3 separate regions of the Homo sapiens genome follow, and regions 1 and 3 are each linked to region 2. A link is a contact called in ENCODE Hi-C or POLR2A ChIA-PET data. All regions are on one chromosome and are shown on one strand. The core of a region is the stretch at or near the end of the contact, and the rest is flanking DNA. Distances in the headings are between cores, read along the strand shown. Region 1 holds the start of CTB-49A3.2 (a long non-coding RNA gene). Region 2 overlaps LOC105379178 (a long non-coding RNA gene). Region 3 overlaps FSTL4 (follistatin like 4).

Region 1 (2,700 bases), core at 102-2,601, 97 kb after region 2:
ATTTTTAGTAGAGACAGGGTTTCACCATGTTGGCCAGGATGGTCTTGAACTCCTGACCTCAGGTGATTCATCCACCTCGGCCTCCCAAAGTGCTGGGATTATAGGCATGAACCACTGCGCCTGGCCTATTTTTCAAGTCTTTTCATCCTCCTGTATCTGGAATAAAATTCCCTTTCTCATTCCTCATTTTGTCTATTTTTGTTTGCTTTTTTCTTTATTGGGGTTGTGAAGGATTCATCTTTTTTGTTTTGCTTTCTATTAATTTTAGTCTCTATTCTTTCTTGCAAGTTTTGTTCTCTTTCAATTTCTTAAATACTTCCTTTTCAGGCTTTTAAGACCCAAGAATTCCTTGGTACAGCTTTCTCTGTATCCTGTAAATTTTGATATGAAATAATTAATAGTCTCTTTTTCTTTGCTTTTGAGACCATTGGTAGTTTTCCTTTTAATTTCCTCTTTGATCCAATAGATATATCCAGGAATGTTTTCTTAATTATCAGAAAATATAGCCTACAACATCTACTTTTACAAAAATTTAAAGTTTCTTTAGTGATATACTTTTTTATATGGAGACATACTAAAAAATTCTATTTGACTGATGAAAGGCTTTCTATGTTTTTATTAAACCAAACTTCTTGTTTATATTCAATTTTCCTGTCATCTTGTCTCTTCGTATATTTTAAATCAAGCTCTTCTATGTTAATCACTCTTGTTTTACGTATTCGTTACGTTGTTTGTTTGATATAGATCAGCTGTTCAGCACCTACTGTCTCTCAACATGCTTAGTGCTCTTAACCCTAAATTCCACATTGCCTGACGCTACCATGCATGCATGCTTTTTTGTTCACCTGTCATCACTATTCTCACCCCTTTAAGGGCAACCTTTTATTATCACTTTATGTGTGTTTCTTGGAAAAAAGTTATTGCTAGTTTTTAAACCCAGTCTGCTCATCTCTGCTTTTAATTGGGGAATTCAGTCATATTTGATACGAGATATTCACTTCTCAACTACCAATTTCAAACAACATTCTCTGTATCCTCTCTTATCCCAATAAAATGAGGTTTAAAGTGAAGTTTTGAGTATTTTTACTCCCCCTTTCTGCATACTCCCTACTTTTGTTTATTTTTTGAAACAGGGTCTCACTCTGTCACCCAGGCTGGAGTGCAGTGGCATGATCTCGGCTCACTGCAGCCTCCACCTTCTAGGCTCAAGTGATTGATTCTCCTGTCTCAGCCTATCAAGTAGCTAGGACTACAGGTGCGTCAGCACACCTGGCTAATTTTTTTATTTTATTTTTTGTAGAGATGCGGTTTTCCTAGGTTGCTCCTGCTGGTCTCCGACTCCTGAGCTCAAGTAATCCTCCTGCCTCAGCCTCCCAAAGTGCTAGGATTGCAGGTAAGAGCCACTGCACCTGGCTCCTACTCTTTTTACTGAAACAATTTATCTTTAGTTACAGCTTGGTATCAGAATTTCTTTCATTGTCTCTCTCCTCATTCAAATGTCCTCACCTGGCACTTATTGTACATTTCTAGATAGCCTCTCCTCATCCATTTTACTTTTAATTTTAGATCTTCCTCTCCTGGTTCATTACTTGCCACTATCTCTGTCCACCTTGATGTCTCTAATCTGGCTCATCTGATGTTTGTCTAGTATCTTTCCTTAGGTGTGGCCCATGAGTGATGGGCTCCCTGAGTTCCTGCGTACCCGTATATCTTTCTTTTGTCCTGACAGGTAAATGATGTCTTGCTTGGGAATAGAACCCTTGGAGCGTGTAGATGGGATACCACGGTCTTCCAGCTCCTATTGCAGGTGAGAAGTCCACTGTCAATTTGATTAGTTTTTCTTAAAACTTGGAGTGCTGGAACTTTATCACTAGTGAAGAGATGTGTCATTTCTCATCAGTTTAGCCTGGACTTGTAGATTCCTTTTAATCTACAGGATTAAGTTTCTTCAACTTGAATATTTTATTGGAAACTTATTTAATGTTTGACTCCGTTCTAATAGTTATCTTTTCTTTCTAAACTTCTGTTCTTCCCACTTCACGGCTCAACCTCTTCATGGGTTTGCTCTGTGATTTGAGAGAGCTTTTCTTGTTCTTTATCTTTCAGACTACTATTTTGGGTCTCAGTAGAAACCATGCATTTTTCTTTTTTTGTTTTTTGAGACAGAGTCTTGCTCTGCTGCCCAGGCTGGAGTGCAGTGGTTCCATCGTGGCTCACTACAACCTCTGCCTCCAGGGTTCAGGCGATTCTCCTTGCTCCTGAGTAGCTGGGACTACAGCTGTGCACCATCACGTCTGGCTAAGTTTGGTATTTTTAGTAGAGACGGGGTTTCACTATGTTGGCCAGGCTGGTTTCAAATGCCTGACCTCAGGTGATCTGCCCACCTTGGCCTCCCAAAGTGCTGGGATTACAGGCGTGAGCCACTGTGCCTGTTCACATTTTTCATCTATTGCAGTTTTAAACTGGGAAATCTTTTTTGTTCTTTTTCTAGTGGCCCCTCCTCTTGAATTTTCTGAAGTGCTTTCTTATTTTTTGTTGGTATTTCTGGCAGCTGTATTTCTTTGGGCTGGTACTCTGTTCTGAGTGGCCTTTATTGTGGTGTCCAGGCTCTCTGATAGGTTATTACTATTTTTTGTCACCTCACTGGACCCAAGAATGGTTGGTGGCTTCCCCAGTGTGACAGTGGCCTCAGAGTATAGA
Region 2 (2,706 bases), core at 107-2,606:
TCTAACCTGGAATGCCACTGTTTTTGTGAACTGCTATTTTGAGCAGATATTGCAAGAAGTGTAGAAACTAAAGAGGTGACTTCTTAAGCATCAGTCTAGGAGGCAAATAGGGAAAATGGCCAAGTTGAGGTACAAGCAACACATCTGGAAAGATAAAGGAGGGTGTAAATTTCTGGAGGATCAGGGAAGGAAAGACCTCAGAGTATTTAAAAAAATACAGAATGCTTTCCAGATTTGCTCAATATCCATGGGCAAGTGCCAGGCTAATCCTGACCTTATTCCTCCAGTTTCAGCACACGTCATTAGGACAGGGTGAGTAGAGACTCTTTACTCTCCCTTCGTAAGTGGCATTCGCCAGCTTCAAACACAACACAGAAAAGACTACAGAAAGCTGTGTTTTTATCGGGCCTGTTCACTAGTGTGTCTGGGTTTACATCCTTCAAGGGCGAGATGGACTATTAGATTTGGAGTCCTGGATCAGTTGAGGGAGAGAAAGCACTGCAAGTACTTTATCACAAGTAAGCAGACCTTTACTCACCACATACTGGAGGTCTCCCATTTTTTTTTCTACATGAACTTTAAAATGTATTTTAAAATATCTATTATTTAAATTAGACTCAGCTAATGCTTGCAGAAGAGAAAGCTGGAAACAGATGGTCTTGGAAGACCAGTCAGTGGCCCAGCTTCCAGGATGTAAATCCCAGCAAAGGATTTCTAAGGATGAGCTGGGTCAGTATATATTCCACAAAAGGATGGTTCCAGTTATAGGGTACCTTTCAGGAGTGCCAGTGGGGAGCTTTGTAGGACCCGTGTAAGGCTGCCATGAGGAGCCGGTGAGCTGTCTGGGTTAGGAAAGTTGAAAGGGCCCATGCAGTGGTAAAGGAGGCCGCAGCATGAGTGAAGGTCTTTCCTCTGTGACTGGTCCTGTCCTTGTCTTCTACATCCCACAACTGAAGGAGGGACTCTGCCTGGGTTACAGCTGCCTCCGTGCAGCCCGGCAAGAAGCAGGGAATGGAGAAGGCGCTCAGTGAATACTTGAAGGCAGAAATGCAGTATTTTACTGTTTTCTATTATTTTCAATGAGGGGAAAAACGGTAAAACTCTTTTTGAAGTCATCAGACCTTCCATTTTTGGGGATGAGGAAAGAGTCTCACAGAACGGGTGGATGGCAGAGCCAAGAATTTTAATGCCAGCTGTTTTGAAGAGTGCTACTTTTCTGGAAAGTTGTATGGCTAGACTATGGGGCTTTTGCCTTCCAAGAAGTCGCCCTGAGTGTAGCATTAGTTGGAGTAACACTCCCTAAGAATCTGACGTTCCCCTCCGGCCAATTCTGATTTGGTCTTGTGTGAAATCGCAGTGCTTGTGTTGCCACATGGGGGCGCCATCGCTCTTCCTTTGCCGTGGTGGTTGGTTCCGTGCGTAGATCAGACTTCACTCCTTGAGGAGTCCCAGAAGTTTGGAGAACACAGACGGCCACCTCCTCTCCTTCTGGGTAGCTAAAAGCAAAATAAGTATGGTTTAACAGAGTCCTCAAGCTAGCAAGCAGGGGCTCAAGCAAGAAAGTAGGCCTTTTGCTACTAATCTCTTAGGTCCTTACCACCCAAAGTATGACATCACTGTTAAAAAGAAGAATCTTGGACTGCTCCCAGACCTCAGGTAGATCCCAGCCCAGTGCTTCTCAGTATACCTGGGGATCTTGCTAAAATGCAGATTCTGATTCAGCAGGTCAGAGTGGGGCTGAAGAGTCCATTTTTTTTCTTTTCTTTCTTTCTTTTTTTTTTTTGATGGAGTCTCACTCTGTCACCCAGGCTGGAGTGCAGTGGCGCGAGCTCAGCTCACTGCAACCTCTGCTGCCCGGGTTCAAGCGATTCTCCTGCCTCAGGCTACCAAGTAGCTGGGATTACAGGTGCCTGCCACCACGCCCGGCTAATTTTTGTAGTTTTAGTAGGGATGGGGTTTCACCATCTTGGCCAGGCTGGTCTTGAATTCCTGACCTCGTGATACACCTGCCTTGGCCTCCCAAAGGGCTGGGATTACAGGTGTGAGCCACCATGCCCGGCGAAGAGTCCATTTCTATCAAGTTCCCAGGAGATGCCTATCATGGACTGTGCTTTGACTGAGAAAGACAACCTATAGGAGCCTCAGTTCCTTCGCCTGTAAAACGGGGGTAACACCAGGCCTGTCCGGCATGTGAGATGATGCATGCGGAAGGCACTGAAGACAGGAAGAACAAAGGTATTGCTCACAACAGGTGTGCAACTTGCCCTTTAAAGTGCAGAGTAGCTGACCCAGACATAAGTAGTCCGAGTTACCATAGCCTCCTGGCCTTTCTTGTCCTTACCCCACCAGGAGCCCAGGCTCCAGAGGAACAAGGTAGAAAGTCAACCTAAGAACCAAAGATGTACCGCCCTCCCGTGTGACATGGTCATAGTCCCCGGATGGGGAGGGAGTGCTGCTTCCTGCCCCTGGGGTGACACGTGAATCCATCCCACCTGGATGGAGGAACGGAGGTCCCTCTTTCCTTTTGACTTGAGCCAGTCCAATGGACTCAGCCTCGTGTGATCCTATTAGTAGCTTCAGCAAGGAGCAGGAACAACACACTGACCCCTGTTCAAGGTGGAGTTCTGTAGCTGTGGGTAGAGACTCCTAGAAAGCAGCGATTTGCCTCTGAATCCTGGACATCTGCTGTAGAAAAGTGAGGAAGAG
Region 3 (2,834 bases), core at 275-2,774, 110 kb after region 2:
TGCAACTGCAGCAGCAGAGAATGAGGAAAGCAGGAGTGTGATGGAGTCAAGGAAAAAGAAGAAAGCAGTGTTAAACCGTCACTGCAGTGATTCCATTTATGAAGATCCTGGTACCTAGTCCATCACTTACAGAATCTATACCACTCATTGCCCTAGGAACAGTATCTTGGGGGAAGCTCTGGACATGAACAAATGCTTTCAGGTCTCCAGACCCTTTGATTCTTAAGTGAATCTTTGAAATCATGCCCTAGGACCACAGAAGCTAATGGAATTTCTCACATTTCATGGATGATCAAGAGTAAGCAACATCTCTCCCAGATTTCCTGGACAACCAGCAGGAGAAGTGACTTTCAACTAGGATTCTCCTAAGATGACCACGTGAAATACTTCTGATTATCTACTTTGATGAAAATGGCTTAGCCTGGAGTCTTTGACCATGATTAACACCCATGTCTATGAAATCACACCTGCAGGCCTACCTGGGGAGCAGTGGTTATGAGGAGAGCACGCTTAGCACACCGATGGGCTGGACCCCTAGTGTAAAGGCTACCACACTCCCAATGGTGTGCATGTGTGCACAGGTCAGGTTCTGGGCCACTGTGGGACATCACGTGGATGAAGGGCAGAGGTTCAGGGCATACAGCAAGTAAAAAGCAGAGCTGGGACTCGACTATTTGGGTTTCCTTGTGTTCCTGGGCTCTGTCTGCTGTCCAGGGAATCTCCCTGTCTGTTTCCAGAGTTGTCTAGGTTGCCAGGGAAGGCCTGCTCACCTCTGGGTGCCCTCCAATTCCAGCTTTATGCAAAGAGGGATATGAGGCTTACCCCTGTCTTCACGGGCTCATGGTTGGCAGCTGTGGCCCTGGTCAATTGGTGCCCTCCCTTGCCACCCAACACCTCCCAGCCAGCTCAGTGAGAAGCATAAACGCGTGTCGACTTACGGGTCTTTCTAGCTGAGTCTTCAATGAAGAGCGAGGAGATATCTTCATCCACACCCACTTCATTTTTGGCAATGCAGGTGTATGCCCCTGTGTCTTCATACCGAACACTGCTGATGTGGAGTTCGCTCCCATTGGCTGCAGACAGGACAGTGCTCAGGGTGGACTGCTCAGCTGGAGACCCACTCACTTTCCTTTATGGGGCCATTGAGAGTGTTAGGGCTGCCCAGCCCCTGGGCAGCCAGCAGCCCTGATTATACGCCCAGGAAGGGCTGGCACATCTGAAATGCACTGAGGGTGAGCTGGACCTGAGTGACAGCTTCTCATCATTGCTGTCAGAAAGCCCCAAAAGATCTGTGTGAGCCCAGATAACAGGGAAATTTGGGAGCCATCTGTTCACTCCTAACCTGTCTGACTTATAAACAAATTATACCTCTCGTTTCCATTCCTGGAGTCTCAGCTTGATTTGAATGGGAATATCGCATAGACGTCTACCAAGGGCAGTTCTTACCTAAAAGGGAGAGCTGTTTGGACATCTGAGTTGAGACATCCACGCCGTTTTTCAGCCAAGTGATTCTGGGCATGGGAATGCCCTCAGCATGGCATCTTAGGCTGGCTGCCACTCCAGGCTCCTGTGCCTGGCTCTCTGGATAGACACGGATGACTGGCGGCACTGTGGGTGAGAGTCAGTGCTGGTGAGAAAGAGACGGCCCTGACCTGGACTTGGGCCTGTGGCCCAACCTGAGACCCTGCTCCAGAGGGGGTGAACCCAAGTAGGTGACTGGAGTTCTGTGTTTAACCAAATTATAATAATCCTGTCCAGCAACGCAAGCTCTAAAAGAAAGGGCTATAAAATAGATTGCAGATAATAAACATGTCAGACTTTGTACCCTATGACTCATGGCTTTCATCATTATTCTAAATACGATCAGAAGGCCATCCAAATATTTAATGCTGTTCAGCTGCTACATGTAAAGAGCAGCAGCCACTGAAATTTATTTCTGAATAAAATTTAGATACATTCCCTTTCTGTTATCAGAAAGCCATTGGATAGGGGTTAATTTCTTGCAGGAAATGTATCAGAAAGCACTTATGGCACTGACTGGCAGGGCCTCTGTTCTGGGGAAGTTCATTCATTTTCCAGTGGGCCATTCTCATTTCTCCACTTCTCAACCCCTGGAACATGGGTGAAAGGCCAGGTGTGCCCTCCTCAGCTTGGAGTGACTCAGCCATGGGCCCTGGCAGTCAGGTTCAGGGTTGGGGGTGTGAGCCTGCCCACTCACCAGACGAGCATGGGTGGGCAAGGCTCCAGCACCCTCCACAGAGCTCTGGCCCTTCCTACCCAGCCTGGCTGTGGGGAGGGGCCTGGAAGAAGCAATGAGGGTCTGGAGGACCCTCCCTCTTACCCCTAGCTCTGGGTCCAGGAGATAAGTATCATTTTTAGTGGAATTGAGGGTTCTTCCTTATCTATAACTTTTACTTTACACACTTTCAAAAAAGATTTGTGAGATGTAAACATACCTGCATATTAAACTAAACTAAACACACTGTCCCTGGAGATGGGGGAGATGGATTCTTCTTGAAGTGGACAGCTACATTTTCCTAGAGTTATCTGGAACTCCCTGTTGTTCAGTTAAAGAAAGCATCCCAGTACTTTAGAATAGAGAAGATTTTTCTTGGAACCAGAGCATAGAACAAATTGGTACTTATGTACAAAAGGCAATGGTGTGGATCCCGGGACCTGAGTGGGGTAGAATTTTTGTGATGCATGTGGGGTGGGCAGAGGATAAAAGAAAAACTCCACGGCCTCCCTGTGAGAAATGAACTCTGTAGCTCCTGTCACAGCTCCTCAGGGGCTGCTCATAATTCCATCAACTCAGTCTGAATTTCAAATCTTTT

Evidence for each region. Hi-C counts contacts between places; a loop is a spot of excess contacts on that map. ChIA-PET counts read pairs that join two places held with the same protein, here RNA polymerase II (POLR2A). Pooled maps may share reads with other maps.
Region 1: a loop to region 2 is called in a pooled map, with 4 times the contacts of the local background. The contact joins the promoter of CTB-49A3.2 here to the enhancer-like site in region 2. A Hi-C loop is called at or near these places in 7 of 168 maps with a recorded cell type or tissue (CD4-positive, alpha-beta T cell, CD4-positive, alpha-beta memory T cell, CD8-positive, alpha-beta T cell and 1 more), 3 of 37 single-sample maps with no recorded cell type and 12 of 50 pooled maps. POLR2A ChIA-PET finds 5 or more read pairs at or near these places in 1 of 52 experiments (naive thymus-derived CD8-positive, alpha-beta T cell).
Region 3: a loop to region 2 is called in a pooled map, with 2.9 times the contacts of the local background. The contact joins two enhancer-like sites. A Hi-C loop is called at or near these places in 10 of 168 maps with a recorded cell type or tissue (CD4-positive, alpha-beta T cell, CD4-positive, alpha-beta memory T cell, CD8-positive, alpha-beta T cell and 4 more), 1 of 37 single-sample maps with no recorded cell type and 14 of 50 pooled maps. POLR2A ChIA-PET finds 5 or more read pairs at or near these places in 3 of 52 experiments (MCF 10A, WTC11 and activated CD4-positive, alpha-beta T cell).

The regions. Positions count from the first base shown.
Region 1 is chr5:133,206,536-133,209,235 of GRCh38, forward strand. CTB-49A3.2 (a long non-coding RNA gene) reads left to right here and starts at 1,352. Exons shown (of 3, transcript XR_007058938.1): 1 at 1,352-1,393; 2 at 1,730-1,807. The region is part of intron 14 of FSTL4 (follistatin like 4); the gene reads right to left.
Region 2 is chr5:133,110,020-133,112,725 of GRCh38, forward strand. LOC105379178 (a long non-coding RNA gene) reads right to left here. Exons shown (of 3, transcript XR_948792.2): 3 at 1,049-1,496. Among named protein-coding and RNA genes, the nearest start is that of HSPA4, 59 kb to the left of the region's middle. Within about 2 kb of position 1,357, at least 2 of the 41 ENCODE cell types and tissues checked have a DNase peak (open chromatin) inside an H3K27ac peak, as active enhancers do.
Region 3 is chr5:133,224,212-133,227,045 of GRCh38, forward strand. It overlaps FSTL4 (follistatin like 4), which reads right to left. Exons shown (of 16, transcript NM_015082.2): 9 at 1,447-1,608; 10 at 939-1,073; 11 at 1-5. It overlaps CTB-49A3.2 (a long non-coding RNA gene), which reads left to right. Exons shown (of 3, transcript XR_007058938.1): 3 at 1-1,829. Among named protein-coding and RNA genes, the nearest start is that of CTB-49A3.2, 18 kb to the left of the region's middle. Within about 2 kb of position 1,525, at least 4 of the 41 ENCODE cell types and tissues checked have a DNase peak (open chromatin) inside an H3K27ac peak, as active enhancers do.